2 separate regions of the Mus musculus genome follow, and region 1 is linked to region 2. Evidence: chromatin loops called from intact Hi-C (ENCODE). Cell type or tissue: left cerebral cortex. All regions are shown on one strand. Each heading gives the region's core, and the rest is flanking DNA. Links, peaks and the distances in the headings are about the cores only.

Region 1 (7,656 bases), core at 1,734-6,733, 170 kb before region 2:
ACGCAGAGTTTATTCTGTACACAGCACAATTCAGAACCGTCTTCATATAAACTCACCAAGTATTACTGAATTGAGGAAGCCCCTGGATGGGAGAGCAACACCAGGCATCCCAGGGTCACACCACAGCTCCCTGGTCCTGGTAGCACCACCTTAGACCTGTCACCAAAGGCCCAGATCATTCACCTAGTTGCAAAATGGGAACACTAATAGTCACCTCTGATCCTTGTGTCAACCCTGCAAGAAGAACGTAGCAAAGGCTGCTTTCCTGGGCCACAAGGACTTTTTGGCAGCCCTATGGGGTGTATGTTTCAAATTGTTTATTTAGGAAAGGAAATGGGGTGTCACTTCAGGGCTAGGCACCAACTAGGAAGTCAATAAATACTTCCTAAAGCAAGGGTCTACCCTCAACTCCCTAGTCCCCATCTGTGAGACAGCTGGCCAGCAGGAGGGGCACAACTGTGCCAGCCAGTGGCATTTGGCATCTGAAAAACAAGCTGGAAGCTTGGATCACGTTTTATTCAAATTAGTGCAAGAGAGAGACCAAATTCAGACACTCCCTAGAGGTACAGGTATGACAAAGCCAAACCACGACCACACAGGCCTGACAGACAGAGTGGGAGGGACCAGAAGCGATGCACCATCAGGCTGAAGTCACACCAGCTGGGAACGTAGGTACCATGTACCCTGGTGTAGTCAAGGTAAATCTCACAGATGATAGGGTCCCCAGTGATGTCCGCTCCTGAGTGTATTCCTAAGGGTGGCTTAATAACTTAAAGCACTCAGTAAATGACACAACTAATTGAAGACTTGCGGGCCAGAGACCCACCTCCAGAAAGGACGATGCTGACCTACTGAGTGCTGAGGCTTTGGGGACCATGCTCCAGTATTTGCCTCAGAAGACCCCAGCACTACAAGGTCGGGAGCCTCAGGTCTCTGGACATGATATGCGACTGAGGATTTCCACTGTGTTATTCTGGTCTTTGCTTAGATGCCCTTTAGCCTCCCCATTATACCTGCCTCAAGTCTATGCTGAAACCCAGCCTTCTGGAAAGGACCCAGTGACATTTGCCTTCCCTGTCACCTTAACTGGATTTGGAGTCCCCTAGGAGATGCGGCTGGGGATGTAGCCACAAGAGTTCTCTAGGGAGGCTTAACTGAAGAAGGAAGACCCATCCTAAATGCAAGCAGTACTGTCCAAGTTGATAAAAATACTGGGCGCCATCAGAATTCTTTCGCTTCTTGACTACAGACACAGCGTGACCAGCCACCTTGAATTCTATCCGCCTTGCCTTCTCCCTCCCCTGCTCCCCCGCCCCATGCCAAGATGGACAGCGTACCTTCAAATGGTGAGACAAAATGACCCCCTTTACTTTTGGGAGTTGCTTTTGTAGTCACGGATATGACTACATTAAAAGTAAAATGGCACATGCACTGGCCTGCCCAGTTATTTCTCAACTGTGGTAACAAAATCTACAACCGTAACCAGTTTTAGCCTTACAGTTCAGCACTGTTAACTGCAAGCACACTGTTGTGCCTCCACCCTCCATCCACGGGGCTCCAGTCACCTTCCAAACTGAAGCTCCGCCCCATATCATGCGAATCAACCCCCCCTTCCCCGCCTCAGCACCCCCCCCCCCAAGCACCAGTACCTGCCATTCCCCTCCCATCTCCTTGGATAGCTCTAGCTATCTCTCTTAAGAGCAATCCCCCAGTGTTTGTCCTGGTGTGACTGGGTTTCTGTCACCCAGCACCTAACCTCAAGGTTCATCCATGTGGTAGGCTGTGTGACAATGTCGGTCCCTCGGGAGGCCACATGAAGTGAGTGGTGTGTATAGTGCATTTCACTTAGCCACTTGTCCTGAAGGCACTTGGGTGGTCTTCTCCTTCAGTCCCAGCGAACGCTACTGCCAGGCATATGTGCGTGCAGTATCTGTGTGAGCCCCTGCTTTTAACCCTTGACATTTCAGCTAAATCAGCGGCTGCAAATATCCACCATCTAGAATGCTAGATAATGGGCTAATTCTACAGAAATACCTCGAGAATCTGCCACACTCCTCTACAGCAGCCCCACTGTTCTGTATTTTTGTCAGCAGTGCACAGTGGACTGGGTCCAGGTTTACCACGACACTGCTTGCTTTAGGACAGCCACCCTGATGAGTGTGACATGGTGACATCCTCTTCAGTTCTGCTCCCTCCACCTTGTGCTAGCTTCCTTTTCAGTATCCAACAGATGATGCCATTTGTGCTAGCTGGTTATGTCAACTTGACACAAGCTAGAGTCATCAAAGAGGAGGGAGTCTCAACTGAGAAAATGCCTCCATAAAGATCAGACTTTAGGCAAACGTGTAGGGCATTTTCTTAGTGATTGATGAGGGAGGGCCCAACCCATTGTGGGTGGTACCATTCCTGGGCTGGAGGTCCTGTAAGCTATAAGATGGCAGGCTAACAAGCCACGTGAAGCAAGCCAGTAAGCAGCATCCCTCCATGGCCTCTGCATCAGCTCCTGCCTCCAGGTTCCTGACCTGCTTGAGTTCCCGTCCTGACTTCCTTTGATGATGAACAGTGATTTGGAAGCGTAAGCCACAGAAACCCTTTCCTGTCAGCTTGCTTGGTCATGGTGTATCATTACAGCAATAGCAGCCCTGACTAAGACAGCCTTCCTTCCTTCCTAGCTTGCTCACGCTGTACTGTAAGTTTCTCACCTGTGCTAAGTGAGAGCTTAGGAAAGGGACATTTGGATGCTTTGCTCATTACTGTTTTCTAAGAGTCTGAAACAGTATAGGCACATAGAAAATACCCAAGGAAGGAAGGAAGGAAGGAGCGAATGAATGAATGAATGAATGGCTACAAGGCAGTCTTGTTAGAGTGCATTTTGGAAGAAGACACAGCTAGCTTTAACTCCTGGCTCCATTAATCACTCCTTGGGGTCTTTGGGCAAGTGACCTTTCTTTGAGCCTCAGCTATTCCTTCTGTCATGGGGACAAAATCCTGAGTCCCTTGCTGGGCTTCTGTGAGGAAGATGGATGTGACCAACATCTATTGTCATTATTAGCCTTTCTGGTGTGTGTGTGTGTGTGTATATACAGTTACCACAGAGGACTATGTTGGGGTTGTGGTGAAGTTCTTCTCTTTGGGATCTGTTGGCATCTCAGGGTAAAACTTCCTATGCGGGGGCTCAGACTGGCACTTCAAACAAGTGACAGGAAGGTGGGAGTGGGTCAGTCTGTCTTCGAGGATGCTACTGGTGGGGGCGTCCAGATAGGCAAACTGCTCTGGGACCTGGTGGGTGCCAGGAGCCTCCTCCTGCTGCCACTTGTGCCTGTGTGGGAGGCCAGGAGATAGCTGCGACCGGGGGCTGTTTGACAGAGCTGCGGCAGCGTGGGAGGTGACCAACAACACACTGAGGAAGTGTGGCCACCCAGGTCCCCCAGGAATGTTGCTACAGCAGCTGAGAGCAAGCCAGGGACAGATGGTAGGGTACTCAGGCAGCCACCTGTCCCTGCAAAGCCACCCACTCCTCAGTGCGCTCACGGGCCTGTGAAAGGGGCCCTCAGGCAAAGCTGTTTGCAGCAAGAATCCAAACTGCAAGCAATGGAGACATTCAGCATGGTGAGGCAGATGGCAGCCTGCAGTGACACAGGCCGCCAGCCAGGGAGGCAGGTGCTGAGGTGCTGGGCTCAGCAGTCACAGGCAATTGGATGGGGATTGGGGGGTGGGGAGGGGGTGGGGGCTGTCCCAGACTCTCCTGTGAAGCCCAGGTGAGGGACAGCTCTGCCAGTGTATGACCCTATTAGAGTACCACTCACCTCCAGTCTGGGTGGGCTCAAACAAAAGGCACTTTCCTATCTTCACTTTCCCTATTCTGTGAAGAGTGAGTGAGGGGAAGTGGGTATACCCCAGCTTCAGTGGGCATGGGCCCATGGGCCCCTAGTCAGGATCACTAGTGATAAGACTGGGAAGCAGATCAGAGGCATGTTGCGGGCAAGAGGTTATGAAATGGTCAGAGCAGGCACTTCTCTTTGCCAATTCCCCTTTGGATCAAAAAGCATTACTTAAACACCTTTCTGTGCAAACTGCTGCGGGAAGCCGCAGTACTGTCAGCGGGTGCAGGCTCTGCCTGGGTCTAATCAGGATTGTGTGTGTGAAAGCACAGGAGACTGCCAGGGTAAAGAAGAGCGCTCTAATTGTATTAATCAGCTTTCAATTACTTACAAATTGCTGTTCACCCCTTCTTAGCTCATCCCCTTGGATAACAAAGCCTGCAGCTTTAGCTTCTACCTGTTAGAGGCTGGGGGAATGGTTTCAAGAATGCAGGGGGATCTAGATTCTAATTAACCTTTCCACTGATTGCAGGACAGCTTTGGGTGAATCATGGCTTTTGATTTTTTTTTGCTTTTGCTTTTTAATAGATGGGGAAGAAAGGCTACACAGTACATTAATTTTCAGTTTGCTACCTTTAGTGCCAAGTTTAGAGCCTCCAGGGGGGTCTCCTCCAACCCCAAGTGACATACCGGTGGAGACCTGTGAGAGGTGGAACTAAAGACTGCAAGCAGGGATGAGGCTGTAGCCAGGCCTGCCTGCCTAGCATGTGATGGAGGGGATTAAGTGTGTGATGTCACACTCAGGCCTGGCCTAGCAGAGTGGTCTGTGGCACACAGAGCCATCCTTTGTCTTTCATCCCTGCTACCATCCTCAAGAGATGAGATTCCCAGACACAGCCGGGCTGGCAATGTAAATTGCATCTGGGATTTACCTCAGTCGGGCTCCCACCCAGGGGAGCAGAGCCGGGGGTGCAGAGGAGATGGCACAAAGAGGGGCTAATGTCCTTGGGGCCTGACCCCTTTCTAATGGCCACAGAGAATCACAGGCGCTGCTTCTGAGACGTAGAATGACACAGGTAAAAGTTCCTAGCAGAGAAGGGGATGTGAGAAGTTTTCCTACTGTTTCCAGGTCAGCCTTGGTCTACTGGGCTCCATGCATCAGAAGACTAACGACCAGGGGAACCTTGAACCTGGGAAAACTGACATAGACGCGGACAGGGTAGGGACAACTCTAGAGACACCAACTCACAGGACACATGGGAACTGCATGAATGTGCTTGCCAGGTTCAGAGGGAAATGGAGAGTCATTCAGCGTCTTGAAAAGATGAATGCTGGTCTAGGAAACAGAGCCTGGAGAACAGATTGAGTGTTTTGAGGCAGGAGGATTGAAAATTAGAGGCAAACAAATAGTAACCCAAAAGGAAGGCTGTAGACCTGGGCAGAAAGGGAAGAAATGAAAATGGGAGGAAATAGCAGCAGCTGAGCCTGCACTGGAGGCAGGAGCCAGGAGCCAGGAGCCAGGAGCCAGGAGAGTGACAGCTGAGTGGCTGGAGGGGGACCTGTGCCTAATGCTCATAAGAGCATCAGTTGGCTTCTCTGACATATAACTGGGAGTCACATGAAGTCAAAGATGAGCATGTATTATGGCCTAAGAGAAACTCTCTTCTCTGTTCCCAGGGATAACTGAGTGGCTAGTGGAGGATCGTTCCTAACAGCAAAGGAACAGAGACCCTGAAATCACCAATGGGAGAAAAAGGACTAGAGGGAGATTGCAGGGGAGAGGGTCCACAGCAGGAAATAGAGACAGGCAGGACAAATGCATATGCATGCATTGACATGCTCAGTTTCAGAATCACAACATTAGAGCAGCCAGCTCAGAAAATGAAGGCAGGACGCTGCACTCAAAGGCAGATGTGTCCTGACCACACGCTTGACTTGGGTACTGGCTAGTTCCTATCAGTTCTATTATGACCCTTCAGGCACACATGGCTGTAGAAATTGTTTTTGACATGGAGTCTTGCTATGCTCAGGAAAGACTTTAGCTTCCAGACTTAAGCGCCTCAGTGGCTATGGTATGGGTGCATGCCGTTGTGACCATCTTCCTGCGTAGATGTCAAGATTCCCAGAATTGTTTATATCTTGAACTATGCATTGAGTACGGGTGTGCACACACAGCACAAGTGCCTGCAAATGCTAGAGATGTCAGAACCCCAGGAGCCTGGGTTACAAAAGGTTGTGAATTGGGATGCAGAGATGCTCGGCAGTTAAGAGCACTGCCTGCTCTTCCAGAGGACCTGGGGTCAACTCCCAGCACCCAAATGGCAGCTCACAACTGTAACTCAAAGATCTGACATTCTTGCACAGACGTACATCCAGGCAAAACACGAATGCACATTAAATAAAAATGATTTTGAACTGTCCATCCTGGGTTCTGGGAATTGAACTTGGGTTCTCTGCAAAAGTAGCCCCCCCACACACTCGTAACCAATGAGCCATCTTTCCAGCCCTAGTGTATCTCTATTTTAATGTGTGTATCCATGTATGTATGTATGTATGTATGTATGCATGCATGCATGTATATTTGTTTGCAGTGTGGGCATTGAACCCAGGGCTTGGAATGGGCTGTTATTAAGTGTCTACCACTTGAGCTACATCTCCAGCCTCAAGACTCTTTCCCTTTTGGCTGTTCATGCACTTGTATTGATATAAAAACTAGCAAAGTACTTAAATCAGATATTAAAAAGAAAAATCAGTATCATGGGTGAAAAGCTTTAAGGTTTTCCAGGATGGAGGGAAACATGAGTTGAAAGAAGTGGTGGGCATAAGGCAGGAACCAAACATGTTAACAGAGACTCCTTCCTGGGTCAGATATCCAAATACGAAAGTGCTAATGCACGTGTGTGTAGGTGTGTGTGTGTGTATGCATGTGTGTGAGACTATGAATGCACAAAGAGGTCAGAGGTCAACATTAGGTGTCTTCATCTATTGTTCTCCACCATTTTTTCTTGTTTTAATTAACCAACCAGATTTATGTATCTATAATAGCACAATTTACAAGATGCCAATGCAATAATTTCAGAGCCAATTGATAATGATAGAAGCTTTATCCCAATACTTCTAACCTTGTGAAATCATAGCTACTTGTCTCTGGAAAACGCCATGTGGGTACATGTCCTCAGCCACCTTGCTTCTTCTCCTCTGAGATGCTCTCCCCTCCTCTCTCCACCTTGTTTTTTAAAAACAGAGTCTCTCCTTGAACCTGGAGCTCACTGACTGCCAAGCCAGCTGACCCGTGAGCTCTAGGAATCCTCTTTCCCTGCCCCAGCACTGGAGCTAAGGCAGCAACATGCCAAGCTTCTCACATGTATGCTAGGGATCTGAACTTGGGCCCTCGGGCTTGTGCGGCAATCTTATTAGCCACTGAGCCGTCCCCCAGTTCTGCCAGATAAAAGCTTTAATTGCCAAATACAGTAAAGCTTCAACCGGCTTTTGAAGCAGAATGACCGTACTGCTTGCAGCAGCCTTCTCCTGTCCAGCTTGGAGACTACTTCACAACATACACTGAATCTCATCCCGTTTCCTCTTCCTATGCATGGGACAGCCACACTCAGCTTGCCACACTCTGTCCATCCTTGGACTGTATGCCTCTACCTCCCTTCCTAAGTGCATCCCACAAGCCATTAAGTACACAGGGGCCTGGTCTTTTTTAGTTTCTTTACATCTTCACACTCTTCAGAGTCTGTCCACTTGTTATCATGGAGACCAGCTTGCCAGAGCACGGGGGACTGGAGACCTGGGAGGGGTGGCTGGGCTATACAGCCAGTTAGTTACATGC
Region 2 (7,656 bases), core at 2,146-7,145:
GCCCAGGCTGTAGCCCAGATTCTGAGATCCGCTTGCCTCTGCCTCCCAAGTGCTGTTTAAAGGGTGTGTCACCACACTCAGCTTGTTTTCAATTTTTCAAATCAAGATTTCTCAAGTCTGCAAAAACAAAGCAAGCAGCAGTAAATTAGATGCTGGGTTGAAACGTAAATTATGAGGTCATTCAAGACCTCAGGTGCAAAGTATGTTTTCCTTTCTTTTATTCTTGTTTTGAGACTCGTTATGTAGCCCTGGTTGTCCTGGAATTCTCTCTATAGACCTGGCTGGCCATGAATGTACAAAGATCTGCTTACCTTTGCCTCCCAAGTGCTAGTTAAAGGTATGTGCCACCACATCTGGCCTTTGTAAAGAACAGTAACAGTGTCAGTAACTCACTCTGTAGTCCAGGGTGGCCTAACATGCCTGGAGCCCAAGGAGGCCAGAGAAGGCATCAGATCCTCTGGAACTAGAATTAGTGGGTGCTGGGAACCAAATCCCCGTCGTCCTCTGCAAGAGCAACAACTTCTCTGGACCACCGAGCTATCCATCTTTCTAGGCAGTGGAGGGCATCCCTTCATCCTTCTGCCTCAGGGTATCACATACCCTAAAATATGAGTTTCAACATCTTCTCTGATTTCCTTTGAAAAGATTTAAACTCAAGACATGCTATTAATAATAATAGTATTTCCACAGCTATTTTGTACAGCAAGGACCTCATAGCTTATAAAACTTAAAACTATGGAGGAGTGCATGAAATCTAGAAAGATAGAAGGTGGCTTTGTTGAGATCCTGGCTCTGCCTCTTCCTGGACATGTCACACTCTCTCTGGGTTTCCTGGTCCCACACACAAAATGGATCTAACCCTACTTAATAAATAGGCTTAAGAGAAGGTCTTGTTATGCGTCTGTCTGATCTGGAATTTGCCACCTTTCCTCTCTCACAGTGGAAGACACAGATGGCCCTGACAGCTAGGGCCCAGGACCAAGCCACCCTCTTATATTCCTATTTGACAGTGAAGAGTGCCAGTCTCAGAGCCAATACCTGGGTCAAGAGCTGGCAAGATGACTCAGAGTTGGTGCTAACTGCCAAGCCTGACAACCCAAGTTAATCAGTAGGACCCACATACTAGAAGTAAATTAACTCCTGAAAATTGTCCTATGACCTCCATAATGCTCTACTCATGTGTGTGTAAACACTAAAATAAATTTGAAAAATATATAATTCAAAGTTAAAAGAGCATACAATAGGTATGACTAATGTTTGCAATTCTAGCACTTAGGAGGCCAAGACAGGAGGATTGACACAGTTTGAGATCAGCTTGGACTGTAGAGTAAAAAACTCACTTCAAAAAGAGGAGAGAGGACTGGAGAGATGGCTCAGCTGTTAACAAGCATTGGCTGTTCTCCCAGAGAACTGGGGATGGATTCCCAGCACTCACAGTGTGGCTCATAACCATCAGTAATAACTCCAGTTCCCGGGGATCACACACACACACACACACACACACACACACACACACACACACAGAGTTAAGACTCCCCTGAGGCTGGGTCTGTGCGGAGAGATGTCAGTGAATGGTTGTTCCCCTTTGTTTTTTTGGTTTTGGGTTTTTTTTTTTGTTTTGTTTTTGTTTTTGTTTTTTTTCGAGACAGGGTTTCTCTGTGTGGCCCTGGCTGTCCTGGAACTCACTCTGTAGACCAGGCTGGCCTTGAACTCAGAAATCTGCCTGCCTCTGCCTCCCGAGTGCTGGGATTAAAGGCGTGCACCACCACGTATGAGCTGCACTCCTGTTTGCTACTCAGTGGCTGCCTTTGATGGCCATCACGGAGTGCAGCTTCCTTGCACCGTAACACAAACCAAGCAGGCAGGAGCAGCTAGTTGCTTGCCACCACTTCCTTCTAGAAAGCCGTGGCGCCTTTGTAAAGACTTTTCTTGGCCTTGGAAATGGTGGTGGTGGTGGGGGGGGGGGGGAGTTTGTTGAGAAGCTGGTCTTAATTTCTGACTTGTTGAAAAATTGTCCCAAACAGAAGGAGGCGTGGAAATTGTGCAAATTCCATTTGATTATGAAGCAGAAGTTGAAAGAGGTCTCAGATTAAGTGGGAAACAGTCTTAGCTGACCGAGCATTTCACACTGGGGTTTGTCCCAGTTTGTTTTGGTAAAGAGCCTTTGGCATTGTGGTTGGTAGTGCTGTAAGATGGTTGTGAGTGGCACAGACGCTGCAGGTGCTCAGCAAGCACTCTACTGGAGCTATATCCCCAACCCTACAGAGCGGCTTCTGGCTCCTGAGCATCCTGCCTCAGCCTCCCCGGTACCAGGATTATAGGAGTCCATTACCAAACCCTGCCCCCATAAATTTTAATTTATAATCACTCTCTTCACTCCACATTCTCTGAGTCACCATCCCACAAGGCTAGGTAGGAACTTTGCCCCTGAACGCAGGTAATTAGGCAGCCTTGGGGGGTGGGGGTGGAAAACAACTAAGATTCTTTGTCAAGCATTTAATGGATTCCATTCTGTGAGCCAACTGCAGCTTTTCCAATTAGGACTGCCTGTCTCTCCATAATTTGGGGGTTACTATAGGTCAAAAACCAAACCTCACAAAACCCCAGGAGACAACAACAGGCTTTCAGGTAAAAATAACTGGAGAGAGGAGCCACGGACTAGACACTGTACACAAAGCACTGTTTTGGAAGATGGCCTTTGGCAGTGCATTCAAAGGAAATGTGTCCCGCTTTCTGAAGTGGGTACCCTGGCCAACACCGCCAGGAGAGGAAGCTCTCTTCCATGTCTGTAGGTTTATTACTAATGGCTAGAGGAAGTAGATGCTGCCAGGGCAAGAGGAGTGCAGAATGGGAGGCTTCAAGACCTCTTGAGTCAGGTGGGTATCACCATCATAACCTAAAAAGGTAAAAGCTGACCTTGTGCTGTTGGCTGTGAATGCAGCTGGGTCAGGAAAGCAGGATACATTTCTACTTGGCTGTCTGATTAAAGTCAGCCCAGGGAAGGCAGACTGGCCACTTGAGGCTACACACCTACTGTCAGTCCTTCCAGCCACAGACTCAGCCGTGGCGAATGATAACAAGCTTTCATTTACCTCGGCCCAGAGAGACAGACTCACACCTGGTCCAGTGCGACCTGTACAGCCCCGTTGACTCTGTGTCTCAGAGGCACGGTCTCATTCTGCAACCCAGTTGGTCTAGAACTATGTAGCCCAGGCTGGCTTCAAACTCACAGAAATCCTCCTGCCTCAGGTCACTGGGAAGAGCTGGGGTTAGTGGCACATACTCCTTCAATATTAGCACTTGGGAGGCAGAAGCAGGAAGAACAGGACTTCAAGGCCAGCCTTGCTAATTAGCGAAATCAAGGCCAGCCTGGATCTATCTGTCTCATTAAAACAAAACAAAACAAAACAAAAACCTCCAAAGATTACTGAAAAGATTTATAATCCTTTTTCACAGATGTTACAAGCTAAGGCACAGAGGATCAATGTCTGGCCCAATGTCAGAGTGCTAGGACCAGACCTGCAGAGCAGGGATTCTGTGGAAGTTTCCATCCCGGTCTGCTTTTGTTTCCAGTGGACACATTCTTCATAGGCCACTGCTCACCAGTGCTCCCTTTGCCTGGCTTTGTAGGTGAGAAGGCGGAGGACTGGTAGGAAAATCATCCTACACGAAGCCCTCCAGGGTGGGTAATCGGAAGTGCTTCTTTTCTCAAGAGAGTCATCCCTGGCTGGCCTGTGGAAGCAGGAGCTGGTGACGATGGATGGAAAGTAAGTAAAGATCTCAGGCCAGACTAATGGAAGTGCTGCAGCAGATTTTCCACTGTTGAAAGAAACATCAGAATTCCCTAAAAGATCTCATTGCAGAATGCCCACCCAGCTGTGGAGGAGACAGGACTAAGTTGCTCTGCATAGGCAAGGGATCTCTGGGCAGCCACATGGGAAACTGGGCTGAGACTGGGACAGGAAGGGGAGGGAAAGCCAAGGGATGGAAACTCGGTGCAAAGTGGAATCCAAACCAGAAGCAGAACACTTGACACACATTCAGACGCTGGGTGCCACTGCAGTTGGACGGCCAGCGATGGCTCAGGACTGCCACGTTCTCTTTAGACTGTTCCCTCCACCTGCCTCACTGCTGGAAGGGAAGCTCGAGGCTCTTCCTAGGGTCCCTTCTGTTTTCTGTCAGCAGTAGAGAAGACATTCTAGCAAATGACATTCAGTAATGCTTTAATTAACTGAAGTATTTTTGTATTTCAAGATGCACCAAGAAATTAATTCCAGATGGGCAAAAGGAAAGACACTTACACAAAAGAATGATCTTTTTTTTGAGAGAAATTTACATCTCCCAAAGGTGCAAAATTCTGCAGGTTCAACATGCTTTTTTGACGGACAGTTAGGATGGGACTGGAAATTTTTATTTCATTTGTAAAACGTAATGGTTCTCTTCATGTCTGCTGGCTTTTCACAAGCCTGTTTCCAAGGCTACTTAAATGGCCCGATGCAGTCAGCCCGAACTATTTTATTTTTGGGAATCCAACTTGGAGTAGACAAGAAGTGTGGAACTTGCCTTCCCCCTCAAGCAAACTGGTTATTTTGAGACCTCGCTTCCTAGGGAGAGGAATGACATTTCCAGCTGCGTGTTTCTGGCACTTCCCTGAGCCTTCTGTAAACAGGGAGCCAGGCTTCCTCTTCCAATAGCAACTCAAAGGGGATGGGCCTGAGTAACACCCCCACAGCAGGCAGCAGGCAGGACCTGCGCTCTCTGTTCTAAGAGCCACTTGAGATGTATGCACAATGGGCACCTTTCTGGGTGCTGGGCAGAGTCTTGGGTGCTGAGTCTTTGTTCTGCCAGAAAAGAATTTTCTTTTCAGTGACAGACATGAACCCAAGGCTTTGAACCTGCAAGGCTCTGTGAGAGGCCAGTGGTTCTTTGTGGCTCCTGTTTTGTAGGCATAGTCTAAATGAAACTTTCTCTAGCCTGACATCTCTAAGCCAGCTATCTGCTCTAACAGAAGATATGCAAAGAACTCTTAAATTTTGTTGCTGTTGTTCATTCTGTTTTTCTGCTATAGGGTCTTACTATGTAGCCCTGGTTAGTCTGGAAGCCACTACACAGCCTGGCCTCTAACTCCTGAGGTCTGCCTTCCACTGCCTCCTTAGTATTAGAATTAAAGGTACGTACCATATGCCTAGCTATGTATGTTTTGAAGTAGAAGTAACAATAATAGACAAAGCTTCTGGCTGAAGCCTCAAGTTAGATAGCCAGAGAAAATGGGCTACAGGACTCTTTCAATAAAGTCCTTTTCTTTTCACTGCAAGGGGTGATAGCATTCTACAGTTGGTCCTCTATACCTGTGGGTCACACAAGTGTGGTTTCAACCAAAGGCAGTAATAGTGTCTGGGAGGTGGGGAGGACTGGGCCTGTCTGAGCCTACAAACTAGTTTTTAAATTGTGACTAGTCCCTAAGCCACTCAGTGTTAACAACTATTTATTTCCAGGTATGGAAGTGCACACCTGTAGCTGAGAATCCAGCTTGGGTTATGAATTCAAGGTCAGCCTGGACCACATTGTGAGACTGTATTAAAACAAAACAAAACCACTATCAAAAACCAAAAACAACCCCAGCAACCCAACTATTTATGTAGTATTTACATTATATGAGGCACTATACATAGTCCAGAGGTACTCAGATTCAACTAAAGGATGTGCTGGGATTGTTTACACACACGGTGCTATTTTATAGAAGAGACAGAGTATCTGCATGGGGTGTGTGTGGTCCTGGAAGCAGTCTCCTGTGGATACTGACAGACAACTGTAATCACCTGTGTGGCTCCTAAGCATAGACCCAGCAGGCTCCTCTGCAGACTCACAGTTCAGTCTCTAGACATCTGCATTTCTCAGAGGGCCCCGAGGGAGTCTAATGCATTCCCCAGGTGAGGAAGAGGCTGTACAGAACATGCTGGATTCAGTCTTCATCAAGAAGACATTTAACATAACTCCTACTGACACCTATCTGCTGGCTCCTACGTGGTTTCTGACAGCGTGATACATCAAGTCAGTCACTTCGCTGCTGTGACCACTGACTGGGAGAAACAGCCGCTTGACCGCTCAGTACCACCATAGAGATTGGCTGGAAAACCAGCCTCTCATGAATGAGCCAAAAAGACAAGTTTAATAAGCTGTGTGCGCACAGCACACAGTACACAGTAGCCAGGGGTGGGAGGAGCCCACTGGCTTCAGCTCCCCAGGGTGGGTGGCAGGTGGCTGACTTGGCTGTGCTGTCTGGGGATAGCCACATGCCTGCTTTCCAATAGGGCAGCACAGAGGGGACCCCCAGCCCCCAGCTAAGGCCCAGTGAGCTTCTGCACTTGTCTGGGTTGTGATACATCCTGACCAAGGGCCACACATCTTTTCCTTGCTACTTGTTTTCTTTCTGATTAGAATTTAAACATGCTTAACACACGAGAGTGATTCCTCCTAGCAAGAACAGGCTAGGTGCTGATGAAGAAATGAGGCTCTAGGGCTGGTGTGTAGCCCAGGGGTTAAGAGAACAAAGGAGAGAAAAGGAAGGAGGCCCAGATCAGAGCTGAGCACTCTGATAGCCGGAGATAACCAGGCGAGCCTTCCTGCTGTGGCGATCATGCTCAAGAAGTGGGTCTGGGATCTGGGATCAAGTCTAGGGCCCAGATCTTTCTGTTCTAACAGCTAACACGTTTAGTACCAGGACGAAAGCTGTCAATAAAGGTGGTCACACTGAAGTTGTGGTCACATAACAGAGCCTTGGTTTCAAGAGCAGCGAGAGCAGGGTGACGTCTGCACTGGTAAGGTGCCTGTTTCCCGGAAGTGGGGTGACTCCCCTGCAGAACTGGATTTCAAGAGCTGGTGGTGGGCAGCACAGGCAGAAGAGCTGGGCTGTGCTCTGGGCTGTTTCCGGTTCTGAGCCTGGTGTGCACGGTCAGTATCATGGTGGTTTTTCTCAGCAGTAGTCATGATGTGCTGCTGTGGTACTACATCAGCCACCAGGTCTCAGGGCTCTGGAAAGTACTCTGGACTTGAAGCATCTGAGCGAGTGGGAAGTCAGACGGTCAGACTTACTCTTTTCCTTCCCACAGCTTCTGCCAAGAAAGCCCTTTCAAGGGAAATTCCCGGTATCTCTCAGCAGACAGTCTCCTTCCCAGGATCCAGGGCTAGACAATGTGTTCATGTGAACAGGGAGAGTGCCACAAAGACCCCGCCTCTAAGTCAGCTCTAGGTCTGCCTCCACACCAGCTCAGGAGCCCACCACAGGCAAGACCCCTGCTGCTCAGGCTGGGCACACCAGCACTCACACAGTCTGTCTCCTCCATGGGCAAGAGACTCAGTGGGCATCTCTCTTCTGGAGAGTACAGAGACATGGGAGAAAACAGGGGTAGCTTGGCCATGTTATGGAAGACAGCAGATTGAGTCCCAGAAACAGTTATTTACATGGAAAAGTGCTAATACTGCAGGGAATTGGTAAAGAGGCCAATATCCCACTCTGCCACCAGCCACTTGGCTCACTCAGGCCCCCAGGCCAATTCCAGAGACAGAGAGGGAAAAGGACCTCACAACACAGATGGAGAAAGAGGTAAGATCCAGGCTTCCTCAGCCAAGCTGCAGGCCCTGGCTGGTGTCGAGGGC

The links. Hi-C counts contacts between places; a loop is a spot of excess contacts. Peaks named below come from ENCODE experiments on the same cell type or tissue, not always from the same donor. Only the 100,000 strongest peaks of a DNase experiment are listed, where the experiment ranks them.
Region 1: it touches region 2 in a loop (3-fold over the local background); 2 of 42 quality-filtered maps call a loop at or near these places.

Annotation. Positions count from the first base shown.
Region 1 is chr11:75,866,548-75,874,203 of GRCm38, forward strand. All of the region lies in intron 4 of Rph3al (rabphilin 3A-like (without C2 domains)), which reads right to left. Among named protein-coding and RNA genes, the nearest start is that of Rph3al, 41 kb to the right of the region's middle. In left cerebral cortex, for the core only: a CTCF peak has its summit at 3,629; DNase peaks (open chromatin) are centred at 2,647 and 3,457.
Region 2 is chr11:76,038,454-76,046,109 of GRCm38, forward strand. No RefSeq gene overlaps it. Among named protein-coding and RNA genes, the nearest start is that of Rflnb, 14 kb to the left of the region's middle. In left cerebral cortex, for the core only: no CTCF peak of the experiment used is centred there; DNase peaks (open chromatin) are centred at 4,625, 6,115 and 7,126; H3K27ac peaks cover 1,139 bases.